Regions from separate parts of the Mus musculus genome. Here all the other regions are linked to region 1. The links are chromatin loops, found by intact Hi-C in ENCODE. Cell type or tissue: heart. All regions are shown on one strand. Links, peaks and the distances in the headings refer to the core of each region. The heading gives the core; the rest is flanking DNA. Region 1 holds the start of Sulf2 (sulfatase 2). Region 2 overlaps Sulf2 (sulfatase 2). Region 3 has its middle 15 kb from the start of Gm30733. Region 4 has its middle 6.2 kb from the start of 5031425F14Rik.

Evidence for each region. Peaks named below come from ENCODE experiments on the same cell type or tissue, not always from the same donor. Only the 100,000 strongest peaks of a DNase experiment are listed, where the experiment ranks them.
Region 2: it touches region 1 in a loop (4-fold over the local background); 2 of 42 quality-filtered maps call a loop at or near these places.
Region 3: a loop joins it to region 1, with 2.3 times the contacts of the local background. A loop is called at or near these places in 3 of 42 quality-filtered maps.
Region 4: it touches region 1 in a loop (6-fold over the local background); 16 of 42 quality-filtered maps call a loop at or near these places.

What each region holds. Positions count from the first base shown.
Region 1 is chr2:166,150,720-166,158,657 of GRCm38, reverse strand. It overlaps Sulf2 (sulfatase 2), which reads left to right and starts at 2,975. Exons shown (of 21, transcript NM_028072.5): 1 at 2,975-3,155. In heart, for the core only: a CTCF peak has its summit at 2,958; DNase peaks (open chromatin) are centred at 3,017, 3,517, 4,337, 5,067 and 1 weaker place; H3K4me3 peaks cover 3,507 bases; H3K27ac peaks cover 4,407 bases.
Region 2 is chr2:166,081,936-166,089,873 of GRCm38, reverse strand. Sulf2 (sulfatase 2) reads left to right here. Exons shown (of 21, transcript NM_028072.5): 6 at 526-676; 7 at 2,713-2,888; 8 at 4,063-4,191; 9 at 5,432-5,488; 10 at 5,889-6,018; 11 at 7,090-7,300. Among named protein-coding and RNA genes, the nearest start is that of Gm52534, 34 kb to the left of the region's middle. In heart, for the core only: a CTCF peak has its summit at 4,725 (motif pointing left); DNase peaks (open chromatin) are centred at 3,003, 4,723 and 5,563; H3K27ac peaks cover 674 bases.
Region 3 is chr2:166,297,465-166,305,402 of GRCm38, reverse strand. No RefSeq gene overlaps it. Among named protein-coding and RNA genes, the nearest start is that of Gm30733, 15 kb to the right of the region's middle. In heart, for the core only: a CTCF peak has its summit at 3,978; a DNase peak (open chromatin) is centred at 4,002; H3K27ac peaks cover 283 bases.
Region 4 is chr2:166,437,259-166,445,196 of GRCm38, reverse strand. No RefSeq gene overlaps it. Among named protein-coding and RNA genes, the nearest start is that of 5031425F14Rik, 6.2 kb to the left of the region's middle. RefSeq lists an enhancer at 2,070-4,577. In heart, for the core only: a CTCF peak has its summit at 4,563 (motif pointing right); a DNase peak (open chromatin) is centred at 1,937; H3K27ac peaks cover 1,278 bases.

The DNA of each region.
Region 1 (7,938 bases), core at 936-5,935:
GAATTAACCACAAATTCATATTGTTGTGCAAGAACTGGAATTTGGTTTTTTTTTAAGTTGAAAAAAAAAAAACAAAACCCCAAATCTCTAATATATATATCCCCTCAAGATGCAATTCTCCCCATCTTCCTCCTCTTCATCAATGCCTCTGATACAGAGGACATTATTACACCTTATTGGTATTTTAAAAGCCTATCTATCTCCACTCAGGAGCCAGGAAGTTTGAGCTCCACCCTGGAGAAGCAAGTCACAGCCAAGCATGCATGCCTTATTAAAGCCACCTGTGCCCCCAGAACGTGGGGCCTCAGCCAGAGCCCCCAGCCTGCAGCCGTGTCCCTACGGTTACTGTTTCTTCTTTACACGCCAATTTGTTTGAGACATGTTAAAAGGTTGTCTTTTATAACCCTCATAAAATACCATCGACTTCGCCCAGATGCAGCCAAAAAAGCTGAGACCGTCTGACTCATTTCAACCTGTGGGCCAGGATGCAGAAAGACCCACAGGAGTTCCCGCCATTGCCAGAGAACCAAGGGCATAACAATGCAAAGGACCCCATAGGGTAAGTAGCACCCACGATGTCCTGCGGAGTGAGCCACCAAGGCACTGCCACAGAGAAAAAGCAAGGCATAGGGGTGTCAGGACAAAGGTTCTCAAGGTTAAACCAACAATGGGGGTGTTAGCTTGAGAGTCTGGAGTTCAGACGGCTCCATGGTTGTATACCCAGCTCTGCTATTTGCAGAGACGGATATTAATCAGGAGCACAGGGGTCATAGAAGAAAGGCTGGCCTGGACCAAGTGTCTAGAAGGCAGGGGCTGGAAACTCAGGTCCTGGGGACCCTGTGTAGCCCACCCAGGCCAGAGATGAACTGTAGAAGAGACAGTGACTCCCCAGGCTGGGGGACTCTGACCCTGAAGTCCCTCACATCTTTAGATCGACACAGAAGTTCTTGAGTGGGGCCAGCCGTTTTCATCTTCCTGGAAAGAGCCCAGGCAACAGGCTGAGGCCCAGACCAGCAGGGTTAGGTGTGCACTAGGAGTTAGGGGGAAGTCAATTGTCTTAACTGATTAATGATTCCCTGAATCACACACCCAGGTACACACACACACACACTTGTCCCTAAGCTCTGTCTCCTCCTCTGTAAAGAAGAAAAGTGGTCAGGTGCTGGCATTGCCACCACTTTCCATTTCCATTACAACAAAGAAACATAAGAGAAATCACATGATACCACCCTCCTCCAGCGCTCAGTCCCAACTGGGAGACTGAGAACTGCCCTCTTTCCTGGAATTTCTGTTGGGCACACCCATCTACAGAGAGTCAAGTCTGAAGTGCAAGGGTGTGGTCCTAGTGTTTTCTGATGTAAATCCCCAACTTCTAGAGCATTCTCTAGAACCTCAGAGCAAACAGGGCACAGATTCCATTCTGCATCCTTCCTGCCCAGACCGCAATAGGACACTGCAGACCTGCTAGAAAGTCACTGCTGAAATAAGGCATGTGGTTCAAAGCCAGGTGCAGCCTGTGGGCTGTGTACAAGCCTCTGTCATCTCTGAGCATACATGTTCTCCAAAAACTATGAATGTACACTTCATGTGATGACCAGGTGCAAAGCTCTCCATTTGGCCACAGAACCTGCTGTTCTTCCTGGGAGGAGAACCCCAAGCCAGGATGGGTATAGCATGTAAAGTTACCTGTTGCAGAAAAAGAGAAGGATACAAAAAGATCAAGTGTATACATTGTTGTTGCTTCGTGTGCTTCTGAGACAGTATCACTATATAGAAAGTTTGACTTTGGGTGATCCTCCTGCCTCAGCCTTCCCAGTGCAGGCATCACAGATGTGGGCCACGAGAATACTGTCTGAGTTGACCCTATAAGGATATATAAATTAATCAATTTAATTATTCAATTAAATGTCTGGGATGTTGAAACTGATTACACCTGCTTTTCTATCTGTTTTATTGGTTTATTTTCTGAGATTTTTTTCCTTTTGTTTTGTTTTGTTTTGTTTTGTTTTGTTTTAATAGGGTCTCCTGGACCTCCAACTGGTCTTAATCACCCTGTGTGTAGATAAGGGTGACCTTGAATTTTTTATTTTCCTGCCTTTGCCTCCCAAGAGCTGGGATTGCAGGCGTGCACCAGCACTGTACATTTGATGTTTGTTTGTGTGTTTGTGCTTTCTAATGAAGTTCTCAGAATCTCAAGGATGGGAGCCCTCTGCCCCAAGCATCCAATGAACAGCGCTGCAGGGGCCCAGCCCCTTCTCATGCAGCACTGAGACTGGAATGCCTGGGGGTGGGGTGGAGGGTGGGGGGGGGGGTTCATGAAAGCGAATACTCACGCCTAACATCCTGTATCCAGCCAGGACTCTACACTAGCCAAAGGTGGGGCTTGCCCCCGGCTTAGGAAAGCAAGTTCAGGGTTAGTACAACGACTGTATGGGCGGAGTCGAGAGCCCCCCACGCAGTCCAGACAACCCGCTTGAATTTTAGATAAACAGCGAGGACGTGATTTTAGTGCATCTCCATCGGTGCCCTGTTATTTTTACTACGTGAATTTGACAAACGCTATCCATCAGAAAACTAGAAAAATCCCACCAGGGGAAGGAGGATCTTGAAAATAAGCGCAGCCTGGGGGGTCAGATACAACTCCGGAGCTCAGCTTCTTGGGTTCAGATCCTGATCCAACTATCTGACCTTGGGCCAATAACTTAACGGCTCTGTCTTGATTTCAGTATCTATAAATGGATGAACATCTTGGAAGACTTTCAGGGGTTACGTTTCCATCCGAGGCCCGCCCCGTTCCACCGCAGGGTCGATAACCCCCTAGCACATCAGCTGTACTTTCTGAAGCTACTGGTGGGCTCTGTGAGGCTCTTCACCCACCCTTGGCAGCCAGGGCCCCCTCAAGCCTCTGGTGGCTTCGGGGACGGCAGAAACCGCGCAGACAGCACCACCTGGAGTCAGAGTTCTCCCTTTACCAAGGGAACCGGCCTCCCCTTTCTTTCCCATTCCCGGCCCATGTCTGGGCAACGCTTCTGCTTTCGCTTGAGCTCAACTTAATTTCTCAGAGAGCTTCGGAGACGCGTGGGAAGGTCCCAGGCGCGTGGGCAGTTCCTCCCGCGATCTAGCTTGGGGATCGGCCCGAGCCGGCGTCTCCAATGGCAAGTGTGTGCGTGTGTGTTTAGAGGCGAGCGCGGGGCTTTCAGCTAAGGCTGCCGGGTGTTTGCAAACCAGGGCGAGCCCCTGTGAAAGCGGATAAAAGAAAACATTTATTAACGTGTCATTACGAGGGGCAGCGCCGGGCCGGGGCTGTCGCACGCCTCAGGGAACACTTGGCTCCTCGCTGCTGGGAGGGAGGAGGACGAAAAAGCGGAAAGAGGCTGGATTCTCTGCGCGCCAGCCCGGGGGCCTGATCCATGGCCCTCGCGACTTCGCGCCGGTGTCTGGTGGACTAAGAGATGCGCCCCCGGTCCGAGTGGCACACACGCGCGCACACACGCACGCGCGGTCCCGGCTCGCCGGCAGCTCCCTGCTCAGCGCACATCAGCCTCAACTCCGCGCCCAGGGCGAGCGGGAGCGGGTGCGGGTGAGTGCGCCCCGGGCCCGCGAGGGTGCGCGCTCGGCGGCGGGAGCGCGGCCGGCCACCGGCTCGGCAGGCAGCAGGCCGGGAGCCGCCGGGACTTCGGGCCGGGGCGCGGGGCGGCCGCGGCGGCGGAGGTGAGGAGCGATGGCTGAATCGCCGGGTCCCCGGCGGGGCGGGAGGCGGCTGGGTCCTGGGTCCTGGCGCGCGCGGAGGCCGGGGCGGGCGGGGCGAAGCAGAAGCCGGGATGCCGCGGAGGCGGCTGGAGCAGCGGCAAGGCAGAGTCCCCTACGCCCCGCGGCCCGGCCCGGCTGCGGCAGAGACGCGGTGAGGCCGCGGGGGCCGCGCGGTGAGTGGGGCGCGGGGCCGGGCCCGGATCACAGATTCCAGGGCGAGCACGGTTCAGGTGAGCCCAGCCGGTCCCCGCTGCCCGGCTCAGGGAGGGTGTTACCCGGAGGTTTAGGTACCGGCCGGCCTCAGTGGGGCTGACCGATTTGACCCCGTCTGCAAGGCTGGGCGGCTAGGGGAGGACTTCCCGCGCCCCGGTGGTTCCCGGGGAAGGGCGCGTGGACCCGCGGGCTGCAGGAGCATGGCCCGGTTGACCCCTTGAGGTTTAGATCCAGAGGGCCAGCTAGAAGCCAGACCACGTGTGGCTTGTCCGGGCAGGACCCGAGCAAGCAGGGACTAGGAACTCGCAGAACGGAGGACAAATGAAATCGTAAAACTTCTCCCGCGCCAGGTCAGAACCCATCGCCCTGCAGACCTGCGTCCGCCGCGGGCTCCAGAAGCCCGGAGGGGACGCTGCAGCGGGGACTGCGACTTCGTTTAGAGAGTAGTAGTTCATTCATTCATTCATTCGACAAGCATTTGTGGCGCTCTGAGTGTACCAGGCACGGAGTGTCACCCAGGGAAGCGCGGATGGTAGTGTTAGTCCCTGCGAGGGCGGCTGGTGGCGAAAGGAGGCTCCAAGTGGGCAGATGGAAGGAGCCACCCGCGGGGCCATGGGTCTGCTTAGTGATCTCTGCCTGGAGGGGACCCTGAGAGCCTTGTCTCCCTACACAGAAGGACGCTCTGCACAGAGCATGGCTGTGGTGACCCCCGCCTTCCCCCTTCCCCCTCCCCACTTCCTGAAAGTTCTGATTGGCCCCACCCCTCCAGGACTGGCTCTCCTGCAGCTTGTTTTAATCACTTTTTGAGTTAAAAGTCAATATTTAATTAACCAAGTAATTACATTCAGCTTTCGTTTGAATCTGGATATTTGCTCTGTCTGTGGGGATGCCCGCCCTCTTCCCCCTTTCCATCTGTCCTTGCCTCTTTCCCACGGTGCACCCCCAGCTACTCTGGAGGTGACAGAGAGCAGGTGATGTTGGCTTTCCCTGGGGACACCCTGGATTTTGTTCACCTTGCAGTTCATGTGACCCGGTCCAGCTCCTTGCCCAGAGGGGATCAACTGAGATACAACCATTGATTAAAAGGGGTGGGAGTTCCCTAAACACCCCTCCCCCCAAGATTCTCCACCCAGCCTGGCTGGTCCCCAGGGAAATCAAAACAACCTGTTTCTATGTGGTTCAGTGTTGAAATCAGCAGTTTATTGAGGATAGTGTTAGCTTGGCCAATGGCATGATGAACCCGCTGTCCCTGCCCTGGGCTGAGGGTAGTGTGGCTTTGGACTTTGTGTAACCCTCTTGAGGGTTTTTTATTTGAATTTACAACACTTTCTGAAACCTTAATAGCATGTTAGGTTTTCAGGCTTAAAGTTTGCTGACTCAAGACTGGCCCCGAGGGAGAAACTCCAGGCACCCTTGTACAGTCTGTGTGCCTGCGTGGGACCCCCTGTCCCACATGGCCTTCATTCAAGGACCCCATCCCACAGACAGTTTCACTCTTGATGTTCCAAATGCCCTTTCACTTGGGAATCCAGCGCCTCTCTGTAGTCTGGGTTTGGTGCTGGGTTTGACGGCTTTTGGCCCCTGGGTATGTGGAGGATTGTCACACAGCCATTATCTTTTCTTAGACTATGCCCTCTCTGAAGACCTGAGGCCCTTCCTGCCTTTCTGACCAGTTCAAAGAAGGTTCCCCTTCACCTCAAAGATAAGAGGCAGGAAGTGTTTGAGCCCGGCCCTTAGACATAATAGTCACGTGTCCACACAAAATCTGTGATACATTCCTCACGCTCCAGGTCCACTCTGAACCACGGGGTTGCCCTTTCACCAGGTGCTTGTTTTCTAAATGCAGGGGACAAGAAACATGACTAGTAAAATAGTAAAGCTAGTTAAGTTAGTAGCCTGTCTGAATCCTTTCCCTTCCCCAAGAACCGCTGCTGTCGTGGGTAACTGTGGGGCGGTGCCCTGGTTTGTATTGTGTGTTGTTATTGCTGTTTTCTCTGGCTTTTGGGGTTTTTGTTTGTTTGTTTGTTTGTTTGTTTTTGTTTTGGGGAGGGTTTGGTTTTAGTTTTGGGTTTTTTTGTTTGTTTGTTTGGTTGGTTGGTTTTGGTTTTGGTTTTGGCTCTTTTTCCCCCTTCTCTTTCCCAGGGTTTCATCTCCTCTCCTGGTGTATATGTGAAGGTTCTTTCAAATGTGGCCAATGAAAACCATGCAAAAAATAAGGATTTTTTTAGCTCTTAAAAAGCACAGGGAATGACATAGGACATTGTAGGAGTGAGACCCTCTTGTGGCTGCTGGTGGACTGGCCTCAGAGCGTGTACCAGGGACTTGGTTTCAGACTGGGCTCTGTGTGTCAGTGGACAAGAAAGCGAGCCTCTCCATAATGACCATAGCAGGCCAGGACAATCTGGCTATGGCCAGCCCTGGGGGCTGGCCTGGTGGGGACCCCGGCAGATGCCCATGCTCCAGCCGGCTTCAAGGCGCTATCTAATTGGGAGATCATTAAGATCATTATAATTAATTGGCATCCTGATAAATGGCGTGATTGCCTAATTGGGGTGGTTGCTAGGGAACTAGACCTCACTTGGAGCCTAGAGGGGAAGAGGCAGTGGCTGGCTGCAGTTGGGCGCTGGGGTTACAGACCCTGCAGCTCATGGGCGGGAAGCCAGAACTGTATCACCCACATCTGCTGGCAGCTGCTGAGTGTAGTTGTAGATGGAATGTGGGCTAGGGGTGTTTTCTTAGAAGGGCTGCAATCAGGACCCTTTCTTGCAAGCCATTGAAAGAGACGCTCTGAAATCACTGGGAGGCAAAGGAAAAATGCCCGACGCCTTGCACAGGGCCCCAAATCCTAAGACAGCCTTGGCATCGTGCACCACTGGCTCAGAGACTCAGCATTTGCCACAGACGCCATTCTTCCATCTCCGCTCTGCCCTCTACCTCACTCTGTGCCTTCCTCAGAACTAAAGCTGCAGTCTCTGGCAGCCCCAGGCTGGGTGTTTTAAGACAGCCGGTCCATCTGGCCACCTGCCCAGTGATGACATGGGGGCGTGTGACTCAACCGTTCTGTGCCTCTGTGTTCTCATCCAACAAGTGCTGGGGGTAAGTCCCCACTCCTTCCCGAGTCTGTGGGCCAGAGCGAGATCATCAGTAAGTACCAAGTGCTTAGCATCTGCCCCAGGTAAACCTGGACCACAGGGTGGCTGCTCTCTCACCCCTGTGGTCACAGCCCAAGAACAGAAGCAAGCCTCTTTGCAGTGACAGTCCCTAAGCCCCCAGATGCCCTCCCATGAGACCACTGACCAGTTACACACGCCCTCTGACTATGGTCTGAATGAGAAGAGAGGACCCCTTGGTCCCACAAGTGTGACAAATAAGCATGGTCATTTGGGGAGCAAGGAGCCACGTGTATGGGCAGCCAATCGTCAGAAGGGCCTGTCAGCACCCTGGCTGAGGTGAGAACTCCAGGGACATTACCACCCTCCCCTTCCCATGGGGTCTTTGGGAACCAGAGGCTATCTTAGCTGCTTCAGTGGATAAAGCTGCAGCCTGGCTTTGATCCAGGCCTTTCTGGGGGCTGAGTTTACCTGGCTCTCCACCATGAAAATCATCATGAAGTGTTTGTTTAAAAAATGTAAAGTCCCACAGAGAGAGCAGGCACCCTGCATATATATGTTCACGTCAGCAAAAGGCTTGGAAAGAGGGCCCTGTCTACTAGAGGGCGGTAGGGAATGGTACCCTAGATGAGAACAGGGGGACAGAGGTACCAAAATGCACCCTCGCCTTGAACATGACAACCTTCTTGGTATTGTGAAGGTCCTATTATTACACGATCCCACATCGGGCCAATACCACAAGGGGTCAAGTTCCCCATGGGTCCCAGTACCATAAGGATCCCAGTACTCCATGGGTCCCAGTACAGCACAGATCAGATTACCTCTTGTCACTAGTAAATACCTGACAAGAGCCAGGTGCTGCCTG
Region 2 (7,938 bases), core at 1,918-6,917, 70 kb after region 1:
GAGCGACCCAATCACAACTGGAAGAATAATTGTGACAAAGAATCAAAAAACATGTCTTGTGTCCCAAAGGTGGACATTCTTGGAATGCGTGGGCCCTGCAGGCACAACTGTGACATACTTAATTTTTACACCTATTTCTTGCTGTCTCAAACCAAGACTTAATGCAAAGAGCTCACCTACCTGTAATCCTCCCTTTACCAGAGTGACAGCCACCTGTGTGCTCCAGGGCTGAGAAGTCAATAGATGCAATGCAGGGGTGGGAAGTGGACCTCCAGTTCTGGGCCTGAGAAGGCTCTCAACTGGAGCCTCTTTGAAAGGGTTGATAAATGAATACCAGAAAGTTTTCAAAGGAAGACTCATGCCAAGCTGCTGGCTTTCTGCACTTGGGGGAATTCATGTCCATTTAAGGCTCTGCCACCTCCTGAAGGTGGCTCCCTCCCATTTACACCTTAGACCAGTCCACTTGCCCCCAACTGGAGTGAGCTGTTCACGGCACTTGTCTTGACTGCCTTTGTTTGCCACCAGCACACCGAGTTACAACTATGCACCCAACCCAGACAAGCATTGGATCATGCGCTACACGGGACCCATGAAGCCCATTCACATGGAATTCACCAACATGCTACAACGAAAACGCCTACAGACCCTCATGTCTGTGGATGACTCCATGGAGACGGTAGGCTCCGCCCCTGCCCCGCCCCCTGGCAAGCCTCTGACCTAATCTGAAAATCTAAGTCAAAGAGCCAAACACTATGCCAACTTGGGAAAGGGGCTTGGAGCAATCCAGAGGGAAGGCTTTTGACTCCTGAAATTTTCCCATGAGTCTTTGCTGCTTGATGAAACCACAGTCTTTGCTGCTTGATGAAACCACAGCTGCTTTTCTTTCTTAAAAAAAAAAAGAAAGAGGGGGCTGATGAGATGGCTTATCGGTTAAGAGCACTGACTGCTCTTCTGGAGGTCCTGAGTTCAAATCCCAGCAACCACATGGTGGCTCACAACCACCCGTAATGAGATCTGAAGACAGCTACAGTACACTTACATATAATAAATAAATAATATCTTTAAAAGAAAGAAAGAAAGAAAGAAAGAAAGAAAGAAAGAAAGAAAGAAAGAAAGAAAGAAAGAAAGAAAGTCAGGCGTGGTGGCGCATGCCTTTAGTCCCAGCACTTGGGAGGCAGAGGCAGGCAGATTTCTGAGTTCGAGGCCAGCCTGGTCTACAGAGTGAGTTCCAGGACAGCCAGGGCTACATAGAGAAACCCTGTCTCTAAAACCAAAAAGAAAGAGAGAGAGAGAGAGAGAGAGAGAGAGAGAGAGAGAGGGGAAGGAAGGAAGGAAGGAAGGAAGGAAGGAAGGAAGGAAGGAAGGAAGGAAGGAAGGAAGGAAGGAAGGGACTAGAGTCTCATTCTGTATAACCCAGGAAGGTGTAGAACTCATTAAGTAACTAAACTGGCCTCTAACCCATGAGGAGTCTCCTGTCTCGGCCTCCTGAGTTCTAGAATTACATACAAAAGCTACCATGCTTGGCTGCTTTTATTTCTTAAAAAAAAACAAAAACAAAAACAAAAAAACAAACAAACAACAATATCAAAAACCCACTTAAAAGTTCAGTAGCTTTATTGAGCTATAACTCATACACTCAGTTAAAGTATACAACACAATGGGGTTTTTTGTTTTGTTTTTAAGACAGTCTCCTGTAGCCCAAACTGGCCTAGCACTCACCTCCTGCCTTCACCTCCCACATTCTAAGATTCCGGATGTGTGCCTCGTGCACGGCCCTCACTGACTTGCATTCACTCAGAGTTCTGCAACCATTACCACTGTCAAGTTAGAACATTTTCATCCCTCCAGGGGGATTAAACACCTTCCCTTAGCTGTCACCCCGTCTCTGCAGGTACTAAGGTCTTCCTGTCGTCACTCTGGACATTTCATGCAAATGGATCATAAAAATGTGGCCTTTGGGGACTGCCTTTTTTCATGAAAGCACAGTTTTCAAGACATGGCGAAGTCTGTATCACAATGTCCAGGACCCGCAGGCTGGGGAAGTCTGACTCCCAAAAGTTGTCCTCCGACTTTCACACACGTGATAGAATATACTACACACACACACACACACAGAGAATCATATTCCACTGTGTGGGCTAACAGCTTACTCAAAGGGGATCCATAGCTATCTAAATTTAAATCAAAATACTATAAAATTCAAACTCCATTCCTTGGCCACACACAACATAGTTCATATGCTCCATAGCCACGCTGGACAGTTGCAGACCCTCATGCAGGATTCTGTTTCAGGTTACCAACTCCCACCCTGGCCCTGGCCACATCTAGCGTTGTTTCCTTCCTTCCTTCCTTCCTTCCTTCCTTCCTTCCTTCCTTCCTTCCTTCCTTCCTTCATGCATTCATGCATTCATGCATTCATTCATTCATTCATGCATGCATTCATCCAAGGTCATTTATTAAGGGTCAGTGCAAGTGCAACACAGCTGCCAGAGAGCAAAATACAGAGACCCCCACACAGCAAGACCCCACCCCATAGGAACTGTCCACAGACAAGGGACAGATGTTAACAAGTGTAAGAGACAGGATAAGGGAGTCAGTTCCGGGGGCCTTGCAGAGAAGTGGACTTGCCCCAGGCATGGTCGAGATGGGAGGTGTGCTGAGAGCGGAGGGCTCCCACGAGGCCAGCCACCTCACCTCTGGCCTCTGTTGCAGATCTATGACATGCTGGTGGAGACGGGGGAGCTGGACAACACGTACATCCTGTACACCGCCGACCACGGCTACCACATTGGCCAGTTTGGGCTGGTGAAGGGCAAGTCTATGCCGTATGAATTCGACATCAGAGTCCCGTTCTACGTGAGGGGCCCCAACGTGGAAGCTGGCTCTCTGTAAGTGTGTCTCCTGTGCCCGTACCCCAGGTCCCAGGCTCACGGGGAGACCTTGGACTCTGCTTGGTCTGAAACTCAGCACAGGTCCAATCCACGCCTCTCAGGGGCAAGATTCTAGAACAGTTGTACCAGCCATTGTGTCGGCCAGGGTGGACTCCGAGGAGGGTCATACCCTTCTGAGGCGGAAGCCAGGAGCTATGACTCCCATGAAAAACAGCGAGGCGGGGTTCCGTGCCAGGAAATGCCAGAGCCTGGGTGTTGCCAGCTCATGGGAAGGTTCTTTGATTCCCACCCCGTCTGGGCAGTCACTGGTCTGGTGGCTGTTGAGGAAGAGATCTCAGACTTAAGCAGAGAGCCATTGTCCACTGGGCCTGCTCCTGGTGGCAACACCGAGTAAGCTGTCTGCCGTCTGCTCTTTCCTCAAGGACCGTGTGGGCCATGGCCTTAGCCGTTCTCCTTGGCCTAACCTTTGAAGTGGCAACCGGAAACAGAACCGCTTAGAGGAGGCAGAGTTGAATGAAAGGCTGGCAATCGCGGCCGCCTCATCTCTGTAGCAGCTGGGGGGCTGGGGGAGGGGGGGTCAAAGTCCAGTCAGGTATATCCAGAGGGAGGACTGGGACTTGCACAGCCCATCTTCCACGCCAGCAAGGGAGAGAGGCAGGAGGATACCGCCAGTGAGACCGCTGAACATCTGTCCACAGAACAGCTGGAGCGCCAACCCATCCCTCATAGTCTTTGCCGGGCCCCTCTCACATGGGTGGCTACTGAGTGGATCACCCTAATGTGATCCCAGGAGTGGGGTCCCCAAGCCTATGGGGCTTGTCACCAGACTCCTTGTTAAGAGCTAAAAGCGACACACGGCTGCCTCGAGGAAAATCATTCTGGGTCGAGTATAACAGGTGCTCAGAGGCCAGACTGTGCGTGCCCAGCCAGCAAGAACCAACAAGAGGGCGGGCATGAACCCTAGAGGCAGAGGAGGATAGTATTAGGGCATGTAACCTTGACAGTGCAGCACCGGACGGTCCGGCTGGAACTGGCCTCCCTACGGGTCAGAGTGTCAGGATGGAAGCTCTCTCATTTGCAGATGTCCCTCCCTCTTCACCTCCAGATGCCTCTGTCCCAAGCTAAGCTGCCACCCAGGTGGCCAAGTTTCCACTCCCTCTCTGTTCCCCAGGAACCCCCACATTGTCCTCAACATTGACCTGGCCCCCACCATACTGGATATCGCTGGACTGGACATCCCTGCAGACATGGACGGGAAGTCTATTCTCAAACTACTGGACTCAGAGCGGCCAGTGAACCGGTGAGAAGGAGCAAGAGAGACCCAGGGAAGGAGGCTCCCTAGCCAGGGGGAACTCAACCACGGGGAACTGGGAAGGCCACTGGAATCAGGATCTAGGTGCCCCCCACTAACCCATGAGAGATTGAAGGACCAGCCCTCTCTGGGATTCTATCCTCCCATTTGGAGCTAAGGACCTTCCAAAGCTAAAAGGATGAAAAGCCCAAAGTTAACAGTAGCACTGTGCTGTGCCCCGGGCACTCCAGCACGTTGGCCCTCATAGTAACCCAGTAAAGGAAAGTTGTGTTCTCTGAATCCTAGAGAGATAGAGGATAACCAAGAAGTCAGACTCTTCGTCACAATGGCTATGACTTTTGTGGCCCTATTGATGGGTGGTGGGACTGACCGGGAGTGTGTTCCAGGTGTCCTGGGTGGCTGAAGGAAGCAGCAATGAAATGGGGAAAACAAAACAAGGAAGGTGGAAAGGAAGGTGGCTAGAGATGAGGAACCAGAAAGGCAGGAGCGACCCCTTGTGGTCAACAGTGAAACTGCCCCCTGGATAACAGATCTTTCTGTGAGCCTCTCCTAGACTTTCCTCCCAGGGGGCCCAGCCCTGAGATCTACAGGTGGCTGGTGGCCCTGTAAGGTCGGTACATCTTCCAACGAAGGGGGCTGGAAGGGTCTAAAATGGACACATGCAGAGTGTAGGGGCACAGGACACTTGAGAATCGGGGACCACAAGGGGTCGCTCCTGCCTTTCTGGTTCCTCATCTCTAGCCACCTTCCTTTCCACCTTCCTTTCTGTTTTTTTTTTTTTGTTTTTTTTTTTCCCCCATTTCATTGCTGCTTCCTTCAGCCACCCAGGACACCTGGAACACACTCCCGGTCAGTCCCACCACCCATCAATAGGGCCACAAAAGTCATAGCCATTGTGACGAAGAGTCTGACTTCTTGGTTATCTCATAGATCAGGAGAAATGACCCCCTGCAGGCACTCATTAGCCCAGAACTGGGCTCCTGAGAGACTCCAAAACTCACACACAAACACACACACACACGTGCAAATGCCCATGTAACTGTACCCATTTCAACCACAAAGAGGCATTCAGAACACATCTTGGAGAAGCAGCCCTGTCCCTGGGGTGTGGAAACCTTTCCAGTGTCACTCAATGACTGCCACTTGGCCCAGGGTATGGAGAACCTGTGGACAGGGCTGGGGACACGGGAACCCGGCAGACAGGATGCTGGACCTGCTTGTTTTCTAGGTTCCACTTGAAAAAGAAGCTGAGGGTCTGGCGAGACTCCTTCCTGGTGGAGAGAGGGTGAGTGCCGGCCGGGCAGGAAGACCCCCATGAGGAGTGGTCACAAGACTGTGGGAGGCTGAATAGTGCTGTGCTAGTGACTGGGTGACTCAGAGCTGTGTCCAAATTCCCTGTCACAATTGGGTGGCTCATGCAGAATTCGAATCTGGAGGCCACATGTCCCCATTCAACATACTTGGCAGAGCCTGTACGATGTCATCACTGTTCATTTAATCCTAACTCAGGCCATCTGGGATAGACAGCTCCTGTAGACTTCCCATTAAAACCCAGGTGCTCTCAAGCCACCAGCCACCCATCCTCCACAGTAGGTCTCCACAGAGCTATGCAGGGCCGGCAGCCTAGGCAAGCACAAGTTGCCCCAGGGCTCCACCCAGTTCAACCAGCCCCGCATCTCCCTCAGCAAACTGCTCCACAAGAGGGAGGGTGACAAAGTGAATGCCCAGGAGGAGAACTTCCTGCCCAAGTACCAGCGCGTGAAGGACCTGTGTCAGCGAGCTGAGTACCAGACAGCATGCGAACAGCTGGGGCAGGTGAGGAGATGGCGGATCTTCTGGGTCCTCTGGGGTGTGGTTGCCATGGTTACATGGGAGGCTCTGGTCCCTGTCAGGGTAGCAGTGTCCTCTGGGTGTGTGACCTTGCACTCCTCATGTGGGAAAACACCAGCAGGCAGGCTCAGGTGGCAAACAGCATTCATTGCCTCCCAGCTGACTTGTGTGGTATAACTCTCTGCGGCTGGCTTCCGTTTATAGGGGGATTAGGAAATAGCTTTCAAGATTTTTTTTTTAAAAGGACATTGATTGCAAAAGAGACGCTAAGTAAACATATAACCCTGGTAGTATCCAGGGAGAGAAAGAGCCGGCGTCTGGAGGAGGCCTTTCCAAGGTGAGCTATAGAGATTGGGGAGGGATAGTTAGCCGGGCATGAGCCTCAGAGGGCAGGGAGACAGGAGGAGAGGAGTGAGAGATGAGGGAGAGATGTGGGCATGTGGAACGAACAGAAGTTGGGGGGGGGGGATGGCCCAAACCAAGGGGAGCGAGGACAGCAAGGAGCTGTGACATCGCAGACTCTGGCCACCGGGTGAGTGGACTGGTAAGGAGAGGGCAGGGTGAACCAGACCTTGAGAAGTAGTCAAGGACACTGGGCTACTATCCCAGCTCCAGCACACCTCCAGTTCCCCCCAGCCCGGGCTATGTCTGGGGCGAGGCTCTCTTCCTCTTAGTGCTTTCTCTCAGAGTGGAGATCGTGACATAGCTCTTTCATGCCAAAGTTTGAGTTGCACTGAAAGCCGCATCCATGAGCACTGGAAGAGAATGGGGGAGGGAGGCTGAGGAAGAGCAGGGATTAGACCAGGTATTAGCAGCTCAGATCCAAGGGAGGCTGACCAACCACCATGAGGACATAACTTTAGGCAGACAGGGGCTGTATTGGTGAACGCCATGGTAGGTCCAGCTAAGTGTGGACAGGAGGGAGAAACAGGCAGTCGGAGTTGGCACGGGTGTGGCATTTGCCAAGCTGAGCGTGGGCAGGAGGAGAGGTAGGTGTGGCAAACAGGATGGTGGGGATGGGGGGGGTGACACCTGAAGCCCTGCTGTGTCCCACAGAAGTGGCAGTGTGTGGAGGACGCTTCTGGGACGCTGAAGCTGCACAAATGTAAAGGCCCCATGCGGTTTGGTGGCGGCGGTGGCAGCAGAGCCCTCTCCAACCTGGTGCCCAAGTATGACGGCCAGAGCAGCGAGGCCTGCAGCTGTGACAGTGGCGGTGGAGGGGACTACAAACTGGGCCTGGCTGGACGCCGTAAGCTCTTTAAGAAAAGTAAGTGTCACCAGCCTGCCCAAAGTTGAGAGGATGAGCAGCCATGGCTCTGGCTGGGCCATGTGAACTTTCAAACAACTCCACAGGTGCTCGCTCCAGGCCTGCAGGTGATCCTAGGAGCTAGGGACACAGCCAAAGCCCTCACACAAGCTCCAATTCAAGAGGGCAGCAGTGCTGGGACAGGCCACTAGGGGGCAGTATGGACATGGACCAAAGGCAGGCAATGGAGCCAACTGGGCCCTGTAGGCTTGGTGTCGCCTTCTGGGGGGGGGTGGGGGGAGTAGGATGGGGCTCTAATCTGGAGCAGGCGGAAATGATAAGGTCAACGGGTTCTCAAACCTCCCTCAAATGACCACTCTAATGGTGAGAGCAGCAGACAGACAGCTGAGGGACTGACAAGAAGCCAAGTGGCATGTTTGGGCCTTAATGTCCAAAGAGGTCTAGTTATGACTTGAAGGAAAAGCCATCAGAGCATACTGACCACGTGCTTCCACAGTCCACACTGGCAGATCCCCCTGCTCCCAAAACGCATCTGTGGCCCACACGTGTGGAGGTCGGGTCATCTTGCAGGAGTTAGCTCTCTCCTTCTACCACACGGGCCACGGGGATCAAACTCAGGTGTGGAAGCATCTTTACCT
Region 3 (7,938 bases), core at 1,751-6,750, 150 kb before region 1:
CACTGTGCTGTCCAAGGGGCACTAAGAGGGGCCGGGGTTGGTTATTCAGGCTTCCCTGGGCCTAGGGTACCAGGCCTGGAGGTTAGAAAGCAAAAGAAGAAGGGTTCTCAAACTGAAGCTGCCTCTCTCCTGGGGACATGGACACGCGTCCTGTGCACATGCGTAAGGACACGTAAGCACGGTGTGTTCTGTCTGCCAAGCAAGCGCTTTCTGGTTCTCCTTTCTCAAACACTCGGTGTCCGTTTTCGAACAATAAAAGGGCACTTTTCCCTGTGAGGAGCCCTCCCATGAAGCGTTGCTTCTGAATATGAGAACTTCTCATATTCAGACAGGGAAGCGCTTAGCACAGCAGACTCCTTAAGGAAGATGTCAGCATTGTGCCGTATTGCAACAAAACTTAGTTCTGAGGCTTAACAAGTATGTGTGTGTGTGTGTGTGTGTGTGTGTGTGTGTGTGTAGTGTAGTGTAGTGTAGTGTATATGCAGGTGTGCACATTTTGAGTGGCTTCAGTTAGTGAGGAAAATAAGAAAAAATATAAAGACAAAAGCATGAGAACATGGTGACGTCTAGCTTAGGAGTCAGCCATCTTGGACGATGTCACGCACTGGTGTGAGGTAACAGGGTCTTGCTTCAATGCATGACTCAACTGCTAGGCTGAGCCTGTAGAGCAAAGGTTCAGGGACTGGGGCGATGGCTCAGGGGATAAAGGGCTTGTGTTCCACGTTTAAGAACTGAGTTCAGATCCCTTCAAAGGAACACAAAGGCCAGGAGGGTGTGGTTACCTGCCTGCAACTCGAGCCACATACACACAAACACACACACACACACACACACACACACACACAAACCAAACCAAACAAACCAAACCAGAGACAACCAGCGGGTGCCCACAGCAAGCTGTCTAGCAAGATCAGAAGCATTAGCGAGCCCTTGGTTTGATTGAATCCTGCCTCAGTGAATAAGATGGAAATGGGGAGTCTGAGGTCAGCCTGAGCTACATTAGACTCTGTCTCAACAAGAAAAACAAAAAGAAGTCAGCCTTCAAAAGGAAGAAGTCTTGGAAGCTCTCTCTGCTTCCTTTACCTGTGAAATCTCCCCAGGAAGATTCTGGAACTTGCTTTCTTGTCCACACTCATTTGCATGGTAATTTTCCCCGGATTTGCTTGTATGAATGGCTCATGTACTTTTTTAACTCTTCAAATTAGCAGCATTGCACCGTCTTTTCTACTCTTTGCCTTTAAAAAAAGAATTATTATTCTTTTCTGGTTTGTTTGGGCCATGTGCTCTCCTCTCTGCAACACACACCCACTGAGCTTTGTCTATTGATTGCCAGGACAGCTGTCTGCCTGCAGGGACCTGGACTTCCTCCAGCTGTCCTAAGCCAGGGCAGTAACTGTCAGGTACAAGTCAGAGCTGGGATCCAGGCACAAGCACAGCCTGGGATGGATGAAAGGAAAGACATGGGGCATTTTGAGGGAGAGAGAAAAAGAGAGAGAGACACAGAAACAGAGAGATAGAGAGAGGCAGAGAGAGAGAGAGACAGACAGAGAGACTCAGGGCCCATGTCTCTATCCCCCACAGAACTTCCATCCTCCCTGACAAGACTTAGGGCCTCACCAGCCGCCTCAGGATGGCCTAGGCCCTGTGTTAGTCAGATCTTCCTTTTATAACTGCCATGTTCCTCTTGAATTCAGGCATCTACACTTGGCTTGGACAGTCTGGATAGTGAAGTCTGTCCTTGGGGAAGGACAGAACGGAGCTCAGAGCAGGGAGAAATCAGGAGAGTTGAGGCCTGAGGCCAGGGCTGACCCTCTCTGCTTTGCCTGGGTCTCAGGGAAGAGTGTCATACGGTAGACAGAAATGTCACTCCCATAGAAGTAGATGGTAGGTTAGGTTGGATTGGATCAGTCAGACAAATGAAGAACTGAAGGACCAAACACCGACTGTCCTTAGCAACAGGGGTGCCTGCAATCCTTATCCCAGGTAAGGAGCCTTAGGCCGAAGCAGCCAATCTATCGTGAGGAGGGATGGAAAGGGTCACACCACCCAAACCAACAGAAAAGCCTCCATGAAATGGAAGGCTCGGCACGCATATGTGATCCTCACTCCCCGAAGCTCTGCTCTGAGCTTCTAAGTGAATCTGTCGTGGGCAGAGCTTATGTGAAAGCGTTGTTCGTGCCAGAAACCAACACACCCGACTCACGGACTTGAAGGTCACACCTATTATCCCCAGTAATGGAGGGGTAAATAACCCAACTTAACCGCTGCCTCAGCCTCCCTCCGCTCTGCCATCCTCAGTTTCTTGGCTTGGTTTCCAAGCGTGTCTATTCACGCTAACATAATGGTTGCTCAGGTGGAGTTTGTGCGGCTGGTTTCTATCCTCAACCTCAGAGCCAGGAAGAATTTCTTCTCCTGGACCCAGTATCTGAACGATCTTCCCTAGACAACATCCCCACACCAGAATGTTAACCTGCTGTGCCTTGTAGCTACTCAGAGCTGAAAAAGAGGCTTGCTAAGACACTGGGGTCATACCGAGGCTCAATAGTGGAAGGCATCCCATGTAAGACAGGAAGACCACACTGGTGCTGACCACTGGGTGGGGTGACCTGAATCTCCTGCCCCTGATAACTGTCTCATTGCGCCAAGGCACATAGTACCATCCTTGGTTCCTCACATGAAAATTCTAGAAATTAGAGTCAGTTACTGTGACAGTTCCCTCTGAGATGTCTTCAAGGGATCTGAACTGACCTTGGACAAGGTTTACAAATGTATGAACTTGTCAACATGGCTCCTGGGTAAGGAGGGTGGGGGCAGGGTACAGAGTGAGCCAGCCAAAGAAGCTATGTTGCCAGTCTGTCTCATAAATGGAGTTTGTATGGCAGGTTTCCTCTCTCTCTCTCTCTGTGTGAGTGTGTGTGTGTGTGTGTGTGTGTGTGTGTGTGTGTGTGTGTGCACACGTGCGCATTTGCATGAGTTTATATGTACCCTGTGCATGCAGGTACCACACAGAAGCCAGAAGAGGGCATCAGACCCCTTGCAATTGGAGTTCCAGGTTGTAAGCCATCTGGTGGGGGGCTGGGAACTGAACCTGGCTCTTCTCTAAAAGCAGCATGGTCTCATTCATAACTGCTGAGCCCTCTCCAGCCCAGGACTGGTGTTTCTGAACACTGAGAAAATCGCTGCCGCCGGTGGACAGACCACCATCTTCTCTTACATGGTTCCTGGAGTTCAGCCCCATGCATACCAGAGATGGCGTTCAGGCTTCTCCCTGACACTGCCCTCAGTCAGGGAGAAGCAAAGAAGTTCAGACAAAACCATCCTAGCTAGTGGCTGACCTCCCTCCGTCTCTCCCTCCTTCCTTCCCTCCCTCCCTCCCTCCCTCCCCCTCCCTCCTTTCCTCCTTCCCTCTTTCCTTCCCTTCCTTCCTTCTTCCCTCCCTCTCTCCCTCCCTCCCTCCCTCCCTCCCTCCCTCCCTCCCTTCCTTCCTTCTTTCCTTCCTTCCTTCCTCTATTCCTTCCCTCCTTCCTCCCACTCTTTTTCCTTGACATTTTTCCTCACTCCTGACAAATTCCCACTTTGATGTTATGTTGGAGACAGAGGGAGAGTTTTGGTTACAATTTTTATTTCTTCTTTTATGATGGGATAATTAAACTTGGCCTGGGATGCTTGCTGTTCCCTTCCCTCAGGATCTCTCTCTCTCTCTCTCTCTCTCTCTCTCTCTCTCTCTCTCTCTCTCTTTCTCTCCCCTTTCACCCTCTTGGATCTCCAAATAGCCTGAGGCAGTGAGAACCTTCAACCAAGGGTTCTAATCCCACTGCCATAACAAAGGGCCCCTAAGGGCACTCTGGAGAGATGTGTGCTAACCCCACCCCTTTTCCAGAGTGATGACAAATTGATCTGGGGTCAGGACCAAGTGTGACTCACAAGGCTCCAGGGACACAGTTCCTTGTTCTGGTCTCCCTGGTGGATGCCCGAGGGCAGTCCCATCAAGCGCTTGGTGGCGTCTGAATCCTTGGCCCAGTTTCTGGCTGAGATGGCTGTTGGGTCCTGACATAGACCTCTGTGTCACAGACCTCGTGCCGCAGAGACAGAGAAACGGGCGAGATGACTCAGCTGGCTGTAAGCCCAGAGGATGCATGCCGTGCCTTCCAGAAGACAAAATAAAATTATTGAGAGACAGAGCAGAAAGTCCCCAGCCTAATGTTCTCCAACTCGTCAACACAGAGGGATGATAATTTGTTAAAATCCAAATAGTCCAAGAAGGAACGACCATTGGAGTCAAATTGCTTATTAAGTCTATTTATCCCTAGCCACATCATTCCCCTACTGAGGAGCACTTGCCACTGTCTGCTCCATTCATGTGCTCCACCCTGTGCTCCGTTCACGGATGTCCCTGACCTTAGAGTCCTGCAGACAGATGACCACTCTCAGAAATAAATCAAAAGAAAGTAGCAGGTATTAGTTCCAAGACGACACAGTGGGATTCTTTCTACTCTGTCGTGCTAGTCTTTGGAACATGTGGCAAGACTGTGCCACCTCCATCAGACTAGAACATTGATCCTCCGTGCTACCTCCATTAGACTAGATCATTGATCCACTGGTGAACAAGAGCCTCCCACAAACCCACATTGAATATATAGAATTTAAGGAGTAGGGGTGGGGAATCGCACTCAGTCAGCAAAAACATGAGGACCTGAGCTTAGATCCTCCATAGCATGTAACATCAGGCTATGGGGACTCCTGCCTATAATCCTCATGCTGGTGAGACAGAGGCAGGAGGATTCCTGGAGTTCTATGGTCAGATAGTCTCAGAAAATTAGATGAGCTCCAGGTCTGGTGAGAGAACCTGTCTCAAAAATAAAGTGGAGAATGAAAAAGGGCACCTGGCTGTTAAAGTGATTTTTATTTGCATAACGTGATTTGCATCTTAGTGGCTTACTGACTCTGTCTGCTGACCTAAGCCTAGGCCTAGAAGCTTCTAGATTCTATACAGTCCAGTCTAGGCCTGCCTGGAATGTTCTCAGCCTCCAGACTTGCTGCGGAATAAGCTCACCCTTTAGCTCTTTCTGAGCTCTGGCTGGCTCAAGTGAGCTGTTCCGGGTCAGACTCCCCTCCAAGCTGACTGATTCCATCTGGCTTCTCTCTTGGTCTCTGACTGAATTGCTCTGCTTGACCTCATACCAGTTTTGACAATTTGTTCTAATCTTCAGGCTCCTCTTTCCTGGTTTGTTCTGTCTTTGTCTTCGCCTAGTTTGTTCTCTCTTCAACCTGTTTCTGTAAAACTCTCCTGGTAAAACTGCCTCCTCTTCTCTCTCCACACGGCCCCTCAAGTAGCTTCCCTTCCTCTCTCTTCTCATGAGAGCTGGGCATATCCTGTTCTATCAAATATGTTTCTGATTCATCATTTTGTCTGCCACTCAATTTTCCATCACTTTCAAACATGGGTGCCTCCTTCTACAAACTAACTTTACTTCACTGTTTGGGATTAAAAGCGTGTAATAAGGGCATGTCTGAATTTCAGCCAGAGGAATGGATTAAAGGTGTGTGTTGGACTGAGCCATACCACAACTAGATACTAGTTTTTTTTTCCAGTAAATAATACAATCTGAGTAAATAACATAGTGTGATCAAATATTCTGCAATACCCAGCACAGACCATTGGTCTCAAAACACCACACACACACACACACACACACACACACACACCACTAAAGGGTGTGTTTTTCTTTTTATAGTTTTTGCTTTTCTCTTGACTTTATTAAACTATGAAGAGTTGAGTCCTGTTTTTTACCTTGGCACAGTCTTGCTAACCCTTACCATCACACCAACATTCTCCTCCTCAGAATCCAACAGATACACACAGTGAAGGCCTGTGTGGTGGTTAACATCAACTGTCAACTTGGAGGGCTCTGAAATCACCCAGAGACCAGCCTTTGAGTGTATCTCTAAGTGGGATTCTAAACTGAGCCAATTGCAGGGGGAAAGCCCACCCTGGATGTGAGCAGCACCAACCCTTGGGCTGGGGTCCTTGACTGAACCGAGGGAAGAAAGCTGAGCGTGGGTACTTAGTCCTTCTGCTTCCCGACTGTGTATGCCTCCCCAGGCGCCTGCCTCCATGCCTTCCCCACTGTGGTGGACTGTCCCCTCAGCTTATAGACTCAAGACCCCCCTTCTTTCTCAAACTTGCCCTTTGCCCTTTGCACCAGCAGTAAAGAGAGTAGCTAATACAATCTTATCCCTCGCTAGAGCCGTGGTTCTCAACCTTCCTAATACTGTGACTCTTTAATGCACGTTGTGATGACTCCCAACCGCAACCTTATTTTGTTGCTACTTCATAACTGTAATTTTGCCGCTGTTATGAATGGTAAGGAAATGCAGGCTATCTGACATGTGACCCATGTGAAACTACACGTTCGACACCATATGGGGGTCGCGACCCACAGATTGAGAATCACTGCTCTAAACTCATACTTCAGGGTGCTGAATGTCGAGCTCCATCAGACCAACACTTTGGTACTGTCCGAGGAGACAGAGGCTGACTTTGGCCACCGGGAGCTGCACCCTGACACCTGGTCTGATGAAGAGACCCTATCCAGATGTTGTCATTGGAGATGGACCATCACAGAAGGTCAAAGGGGGTTGAAAGCAGAAATATGGGGTGACAGCAGGGATGTGCACCCACAGGATTCAGGCATTTGTTGGCATTTGCAATTGTTTGAGCTGCAGACCTCAGCCACATTGAGAGCATCTCAAGTCTCTTAAGGAAAAGACACGTGGGAGACTGTGCCCTGGACAGCGATGCCTTAACCACAGCTCAGAGATCAAATGAGTCCTGGTGGCTTTTGTTCCATAAAGAGGATGCTGTGGGGAGATGTGAGACAGTAGGAAGCCTACAGATGTGAAGTGACAGAACTAATCTCATTTTATTATGGTTTTTAAAGGAGTCTGGGCTCAGCATGCAGACCCGCAGTAACTATTCTTCTCCAAGGCTCACTACGTGCAGTGACAAAGTACTCCCCATATATCCTCCAGGAGACCACCCCAGCCCTGCAGCTGCAAGCCAAGAGAAATGAAAGCACGCGTCCACACGGCTCTGCGTGTACGTGCACACAGTACTGTCAGGCAGACTCACCACACCATGGAGATAACCCAGACCCCTGTGCCCTAAGGGTAAGCTAAAAACACAAGCCATTGAGATGGCCCAGTGGGTAAAGACACAGAGCAAACCTGGGCACCTTAGTTTAATCCCTGGAATTTAGAAGATGGAAGAAGAGAAACCATGTCTCAAAACAAATAAACAAACAAATCATAGCAGGAAAAAGGTCACTGCAATTTTAGGATAGTTCATCTGCCAAGTGCCCCGATTGTGATGAGGTACAGTTTATACCCATGTTGGCACTTCAGTCTCTACATATGGTATGGTGGTTTGAAAGAAAATATAGAATACAGAATATAGAATATAGAACGTAGAATACAGCTCGTATGTTTGAGTACTGGTCCCCAGTTGGTGGAACTGTTTAGGAAAGATGAGGAGGCATGGCCTAGTGGGAGGAGGTGTGTCACTGGGTCAGACTTTGGGGGTTCAAAATAACCATGCTATTCTCTCTCTCTCTCTCTCTCTCTCTCTCTCTGCCTCAAAGTTGTAAATACATGATATGAGTTCTCAACCGATTCTTCCCTCTGCCATCATGGACTCTACCGCTCTGAAACTGTAAGGTGGACTCTTTCTTTTAGTTGCATTGGTCATGCTGTTTTTATCGCAGCAGTAGAAAGGTAACTAAGATGTGTGTTTACCATTGCAGACTTGGGCCCCACAGAAAGCTGATTTGGCTATATGATCATTTTTTAAAATAACATATTTCTAAAATGTGTCTGGTTCTGGAGCCAGGAAGATGGTGCAATGGGTAAAGTGTCATACGGGGGTAAGGAACTGAGCTG
Region 4 (7,938 bases), core at 1,883-6,882, 290 kb before region 1:
CATCAGACAAAAGGGGTCAGGAAGTGACAGAATGCTGAGCGAGACAGTAAATCTGGGAATGGCTGACCTGGGCCAAAGGGGCTTCCTCAGAAGAGACTGGTGTGAACCCTGAGAGATGGGATGGTAGGGAGCTCTTGGGAAATGTTGTACACAGCAAACAGCAGTGCAAAGGCCCTGTGGTAGGTCTTTTGGGCTGTTGGTGGAAGTCATAGCACAGTGCGGAGTCAAGGGTGGAAAGGATGGAGAGGTAGGAAGGCTAGATCCATAGCGAGAGGGATTGAGAAGTGGGAAGGCTAAACCCTACAGATGCTCTGAGCTTTCTGTGTGGGAAGCAGAAGGTATGACTAGATCTAATTTATCTGTAAAAGGACCACTCATGTTATGTTGTTAAGGATAGACTGGGGAGAGGAGCTAAGCTGGAGACTGATGTAGAGCCCAGGAGACAAGTGGAGACAGTGCTGAACAGCAGCTGGGACCATTGTGATGGGAGCAACTTATATGTATATATGTATGTGTGTGTGTATGCGTGTATGTGTGCGCGTGTGTGCAAGCATGTATGTATGGTTTACATATAAATGTTTTTCATAGTGTTTGTATTTATGTATTTCTCGTGTGTGCATGCACCATGCCACCCATGTAGAGGTCAGGGAGTAACTCAAAGGAGTTGCGTCTCCTCTTCCACCTTGTGAGCAGGCCCCATGCTTGCCCATAAACGCCGTCGCTGGCTGACCCACATTGCCAGCAAGGCTCATGGGTTTTTTGTTTGTTTGTTTTGGTTTTTCAAGACAGGGTTTTTCTGTATAGCCCTGGCTGTCCTGGAACTCACTTTGTAGACCAGGCTGGCCTCAAACTCAGAAATCTGTCTGCCTCTGCCCCCCAAGTGCTGGTATTAAAGGCGTGTGCCACCACCGCCCAGCTGGCTCATGGTATTTTTAAGGCAGCACCAACCCCTTTTCCAACCAGGCATTGTGCATAAACAGTCAGACGACCCACTAAAAAGTGCTTAGGTTGCTGGTCTGAGTAACTTGACCGTGATCTCCAAGAGCCTGGCAGACATTTATCCTGAATGACACAGGTCTTGTTACTGTTGTTGAAATGCGACATGTACCCCAGGCTAGCCTTCAACTCCCAATCCTGCTTCAACCTCCCGAAAGTTGAGATTTCAGGCAGAGATGTAGACAGACTTTTAAAAGAATAAGTTTTATGTTTTAGGATGTAAAGACAGACATCATCTTCAGCTTCACAGTCTTAAAGGGGTGGGCACAGATATGGCTCAGGCTAAAAGCATTTCTCCATTCAATCCTGCCCACCTGAGTTCAGGTCCCCAGAACCCATGTAGGCAGTGGGCACGGTGGTGCTCAATGGTATTCCCAGCATTCCTGCGGTGAGATGGGAGGAAGAGACAAAAGGATGTCCCAGGAGCTTGAGGTGTACACAGTGCAGCGGAAACAAGAGATACTGTCTAAACAGGGCGTGAGGCAGGGACCGGGATCAAGGCTGTCCCCTGATCCCTACACATTCACCGTGCATGGGTGTATCCTCACACACGACCATGTAAACACACACACACACACACACACACACACACACACCATGCACAGTCATACATATAAAGCATGAATAAAATACATTTTAAAAAGCAATCCATTATGCCATACGGATGCCCTGTCCCTGGGGTTCTAAATTGTCACTGTTCACTGAAACAGCATAATAGAGAAGACAAAATCTCCTTAAATATTATCAGAATCCTTTCCGTTATTTTCTTTTAAAGCCACAGTGCTGGAGAATTGGCTGCAACGGCTTTTGAAAAGCACACAAACAGGCCAGGAATTGCCTCGCCTAATGGGCCTCGCCTTGAATTACATGTGAGACAGATGCGCCTCGTCAGATTGCTGCCCAGCAGAAAGAATTGTGGCGTCTGGTTGAGCAATAAAGGTGCAGACCGTGAGCACAAACACGTGTTCAGAGGACATTAGCTGTTAGCCACGAGCCTTTCTCTGGCCGACGAGCTCGCTGCGGAATCCAATCTGAGACCACTAGCTGTCAGCTGGCCAGGCACGCCACAGTTCATCAAGCTGCCACTGATGTGCCTGAGGCCACCTCCACTTTGGCAGGCTGTGGAGGCAGCACGGGGGTTCTGGTCTAGAGACCGTGTGTCATATAGTAAGGGATGTGTGAGCAGCCCAATGACCTATATTTGCAAAAAGTGCCCCCTCCCTGCTCCAAGACTGTCAGTGGGAAAATCATCTCATACCTCAAGGGTAATGAACGGTGGCTTATTTTGGAGCCAGACCTGAGTAGCCATGGGTTGGGGACACGGATTTGAGTACCCCAAAATTCCAAGTTCTCATAAAACTCAATTGTATGAAGTTATACATTATATTGTATATTAATTGTATGAAGTTATATCTTATAACATTAGAACAAAGAAAGTCATAGATCAGAACACTTTTTAGATGTGCCCGCAGAAACATCAGATAGGTGGTTTCCAACAAAGTAGGAATATCACTGCAATCGGCCTCAAACGCTGTCTACTGACATTCTTAGCATTTGGGTTGGTGAAAGTTTGTTAGGAGTCCGGTGATACATTTCAAAATAACTTATCTAATAGTCACAAGGGTGTTAGGTCACACGCGGAGGCAGACAAGAAATGGCTACTTAGGCCTAAGATGGTCCAACATAACTTGGCTTCTGGATCTGCAACATTCCAACCTCACCACAGTTACTACATTCTAACCTGTCAATCAGCCTTGCAGAATGGCCAGCGTGGCTGTGGCTCATTTCTGGGGACTTCAGTTCACACAGTTCTAAAGAGCTATGCTGACTCTCCAGCTACATGGCCCTGGCAGAGGGTTGGGTCACACTTATCATGTTGGAAATATTTTATCCAGAGTGCCTGAAGGCACCTGCATGGCAGAATGGGCATGGCAATTGTGCTAGTCAAACTTGTCACCCCTGTGACAAAGTCTGAGAGGAGTGGTTTAGAAGGAGAAGGGTCTCTCTAGCCAGTTTCAGTCTATGGTTAGTTAGTGCCATAGTTACGGGTCTGACGTGGTGGAGGATGCTTATGTCGCAGCTGACAGAAGGCAGACAGGGTGACAAGAGACATGCCCTTCTCAGCCATGACTCCCTCAGTGGCCTGCTTTCTTCAATCAGCCCTACCTTCTGGTAAGGGTTAGGGTTGGGGATTAGGGGTTAGGGTTTGTTAGGGTTAGGGGTTAGGTTAGGGTTAGGGTTAGGGGATTAGGGGTTAGTGTTAGGGTTTAGGGTTTAGGGTTTAGGGTTTAGGGTTAGGGTTTAGGGTTAGGGTTAGGGTTAGGGTTTAGGGTTTAGGGTTAGGGTTAGCACAGTAGTTCATCAGGTTGGGCGACATCAATACATCCCCCCACTGATTGGATCAGAGCCCTTATGATCCAATTGCTTGCCCAAAGCCCTATCTCTGAGCACTGTACTGGGGACCAAGATGGCAACAAGATGGCCTTTAGAGGACATCTCATGTTCAAACCACATTATTGTCACTCTTCCGTCATGGGTTACCAGTGGGACCATTTAATGTATGGGATCCTAGTTATCTTTTAAATATACATGGTTTTGATGAAAATATGTTTTTTTTTTTCTCTTGGCATGTGCATATGTGTGGTGTACATGTGTGTGTGTATATGCATGTTCTCATGAGCATGGGCACACGTATGTTCAGGTCCATGTGCACATGTGTGCACATGCATTAGGTATCCTCCACAACTCTCAATCATAGGCAGGGCTGCTCACTGAGTTGGGAGTTCTCTGATTGGGCTAGTCTGGCCTGCCAGCCCGCTCCAGGAATCTCCTGTCTTGGTCCTGTATGTGTTTGGATAACAGGCAGCTGCCACGTCTACTCAGGTTTTGGGTAGGTTTTTTAGGACCCAAATTCTAGCCTTCACGCTTGTGTGGCCAGCGCCTATCCATGGAGCCATCTCTATCGTATGCCCCAGTAACATACAAGAGATAAAGCTTTCACTGTCGTTAAGGGGAAAAATTAAAAAACATGGGTGATTATTCTATGCTGATAGGACCATGAGGAACTATACATTCCCGACAATTGCCTCTGGAAGCCAAATTGTGCTACACCATCAGCGGCCATCCCTGTGAAGTGACAAACGCTCTTGGTCTCTGTGCCAGCACTCTGGCGCCTGTGTCTTTCTCCTGTGGGTCCCCGAATCTAGATACTGATGACTGAGTTCATACATCACAGCTTTGTTGGTGGGAACCATCGACAGAAACAATATGAACATCCCTCTGCGGGTGGCTGATTAAAAATAAAGCCCGAACCAAATAAAGACAGTGGGGTATGGGCATCCTGAGGGAGCCTGAAATGGATAAAGTACAGATAGGAGGTGGTTCTATTATTGTTGCATGTAAGCAAAGTGCCACGTGACATCAAGATGGGAAGCCGCTCATCGTGTTTTCATTGGATGTAGGTGAAGTTAAGGCTTACAGCAAGGCGAAAGTGATGCTGCCCATTCTGTTTGTATTCGCAGGAGAAAGTAATGAGGGATACACTGGAAAACTAAAAAAGTGACCTATAGGGGGCAGCAGAGTGCTGGGGTCAGAGTAGCCTATTCAGTGGTCTTTTTATTCTATCTCTTTAATAAAGATTTGTTTTCTATCTGTGTGTATGCACACCTGACTTTGGGTGCCAGCACATGCCTGAAAGGAGCATTGGACCCCTGGAGCTGGGGACCCCTGGAGCTGGAGTTGTAGTGGTGGTGAGTCTCCTGCTGTGGGCGCTGGGAACTGAACTTTAGTCCTCTGCAGGAGCAGTGAGTGCTCTCTCCAGCACCAAATGTCTCACTTTTAGATCCCTGCCTTTGTTTTTGTTTTGTTTTGCTTTGCCTCAGTCCGGTGTAGCTCAGGCTGTTTGCAAATTCGCTACATAATAGAGGATGACCTCAGATTCCTCTCATCCTCCTGCCTCCACTTCCCAACTACAGGAACTACAAGTGAGTGTCCCTGCTCACAGTTTGTACAGTGCTGGGACGTCCCATGCACAGTGTTTGTTCATGCCCTGCTCTGCTCCGCAAGCACTCTACCAACTGAGCTCTCGCTGAGCGTTAAGCTGTCTGAATGGCTTGCCAAGCAAACACTTTGTAACCAACTGTCTCTTTCAAGTTGAGTTATGTTAGGGTCAAACAGTATTTGAAGTCTGTGGAGGTCGGTGCTGGGGGAAGGCCTTGTGGTTTTGCCAATCAGGATACAAAGGACACAGTGACCACCCTTAGCCCCTGGTGATGCCTGCTGCTGACCTCTTGATTGGATTCAGAACACCACCCAGGCAGCCTTGGAGAGGCAAGGGCCAGCCGGCTTAGATCTCGCTGTGCTTCACCGAGACCCCAGAGATAATGGCAGGTTCACGGCTCTGTTTTAGAAAGATGGCTGCTGAGCTGAGCCAGCCACTGATCCCGCACCAGCAGATCTGAGCTGGAGTGGAGATGGTGGGAAGGATAGAGGGGAGGGGAGCCTCCTCTGTGCTCCGTCTTTCTGTCCTCGGCTGCTTTCTGTGACTGGGTCCATAGAAGACGCACTTTCATCTCTGAGCTGGAAAACTGAGTCTAATAGGAGAGAGACAGCAACATAAGCACTGAATAATGACAGCCAGGAGCACACGCAGCGCTGAGAGTCTCCGGTCTGCTGTGGGGACCAAGGAGGTCAAGCTCATTCCCCTGCCCAGCATTTGGACATCACTGTCTTTTTACTGAGTGAGGGCAAGTTCAATATGAGGTCTCTATTCAAAGGGGCAGCTGAACAGGTAGCTCCATCCCTGGGTCTCTTAGCATCTTGTGCTGCCATCGTACATCCTGGTATTTGTTATTTTGTACTAAGACCCCAGCTCCCTGAACATGCTGGAGCACACTCCACCTGTTTGGCCCCCAGACTGCAGGGCGAGGGCACACTCTCATCTGGACTAGGCGTGTCAGTGTATGTCTGCTTGCCTCCCTAACCACTAGGCTTACCTCTGTGTGTGTGTGTGTGTGTGTGTTTCCAGGGATGGAGTCCTAACTTTCCCACGTGCTAAGCAGGTGGTCCAGTTTGAGCAATAGACTGTCCACTCGTGCATAAGCTGTAGATGTGGGTCAGCGATGGCAGAAGACGTGTGTTGTGAGGTTCTTTGTGACCTCCTAGCACCTTTATCAATAGGACGGCCAAGGAGGTGGCTCATTCAATAAAGTACTTGCTTTACAAGAACGAGGAACTGAATTCAGCTCCACAGCACCCACTCCAAAAGCTGTATGTGGTTGCCCATGGCTACAGGGAGGGGTAGGGGAGGGCAGAGACAGGCAGATCCTAGGAGAGCACTGGCCAAACAGCCTAGCTAAACTGGCAAGCTCCGTGTCAAATGAGAGACCTTGTTTCATAAATATGGTGAAAACAATTGGGGAAAGACCAGATGCCGACCTCCGATCTCCACAGGCATGGACACACGTGTGTGCATGTAAGACCACTCCCCAGAGTGTTCTAGAATACATTCCTTTAGGACTGAACAAGGCTCCCGTGTGTCTCACCATATCACCTTTGCCCGACTGCAGATGCAAATCTCAATTCTAATGAGTCTTAAGAGTCTGATTGTGCGAGGCTGCAGGGCTCCTTACAAATGCAGGCACTTCAAGGTGATCTCAGGGCTGACTGGCATCAATCTTAGGAAAATAATGAAACCTTCCTGGTGTAGCACAGATGCTTATAGGCTTCTCAGCGGGAGCAACAAATAAAAAGATATTTATTCAAAAATTTGATGGTCCAGAAGGCTTCTGGGATGAGCGCGCTCTAGTTAGCGACTTCCTGGAGGATCTGTTAGCACGGAGAAATGGAAATGACAACGTGGGAACTTGATGTCTTCCATGCAAATGAGAACAGAGCAGAAATATCTGTTAACTCTGCTACTTGGGGGGAGGGGGACAGCTGGAAAGAGGACAGATAGACACACAACGTTTACGATAAGGGAGACAGATGTGAGGTTTCTTAAGGCTTGTTTGGGTTCAGAGAGGGGCAGACACCTGCCCATGAGCTCACAACATGGAAGACAAAGACCGGGTGCCAGACCAGCTGGCCCAGCTTCTCAGTGCTCCTTAGTCCCTGTGCTGTCCCTGGAGGAGCTTGGGTGAGAGGTATCAACAGCATTCAACTCCATTAAAATTTTTTAAGTAATTTTTTCTTTATTTTTTGACAGTTCATTCATGGACTCATTGATCGTATATCATAGCCACCCACAGATTCCCTCTCACTTCGGCTGGATACCCCTCAACATGTCCTATCCTTAAGTGAAAGGAGATGGGCTGTAACATGTAGGCAGCTGGGCGCCTAAAAGATGGCGCCGTAAACAACGCCACTGCGCAGGCGCTAGCCCGAATCTGGCGCCAACATCTCCGGAGCGGGTGCATGTAAATTAAAGTGCCAGCAGACTGACCAATCCCAGGAGGACACATAGCTCTCCCAGGTGCTGGGGTGTATATAAGGAGTCGTCCCTGGGTTTCCGAGGTTCCCGTAGCATCGAGGTGTTCCTGAAATAAAGAAGGTTGTTGAGAAGAATCCGACCGTGTTGCGTTTTGCGTTTTTCTTGCTGGACGAGGTGAGCGCAACAGTAACAGGTTCAGGACCCCCCTGTATGTAGGCAAGGCTCACCTGTCTGATGTATAAATCCACATGACAATGGATTCACAGTGGCTGCAAGGGGACAGCAGGACTGGATGCTGGGGACAGCAACATCTGAAGGGGACCAAAGCTCATTTTGTAAATCATTAGCAGTTGGTTCAGCCACTTCTTTAATTCAAAGTGGCCTTGACCCGAGATGGAACTTTTCTGGTGTGATTTGCCCATAATAAACAAAAAAGATTTTATTTATTGTTGTTGTGGGTGGCGGGGGTGGGTTGGGTTGGGGATTGTGCCATGGTGTGTGATGGAGGTCAG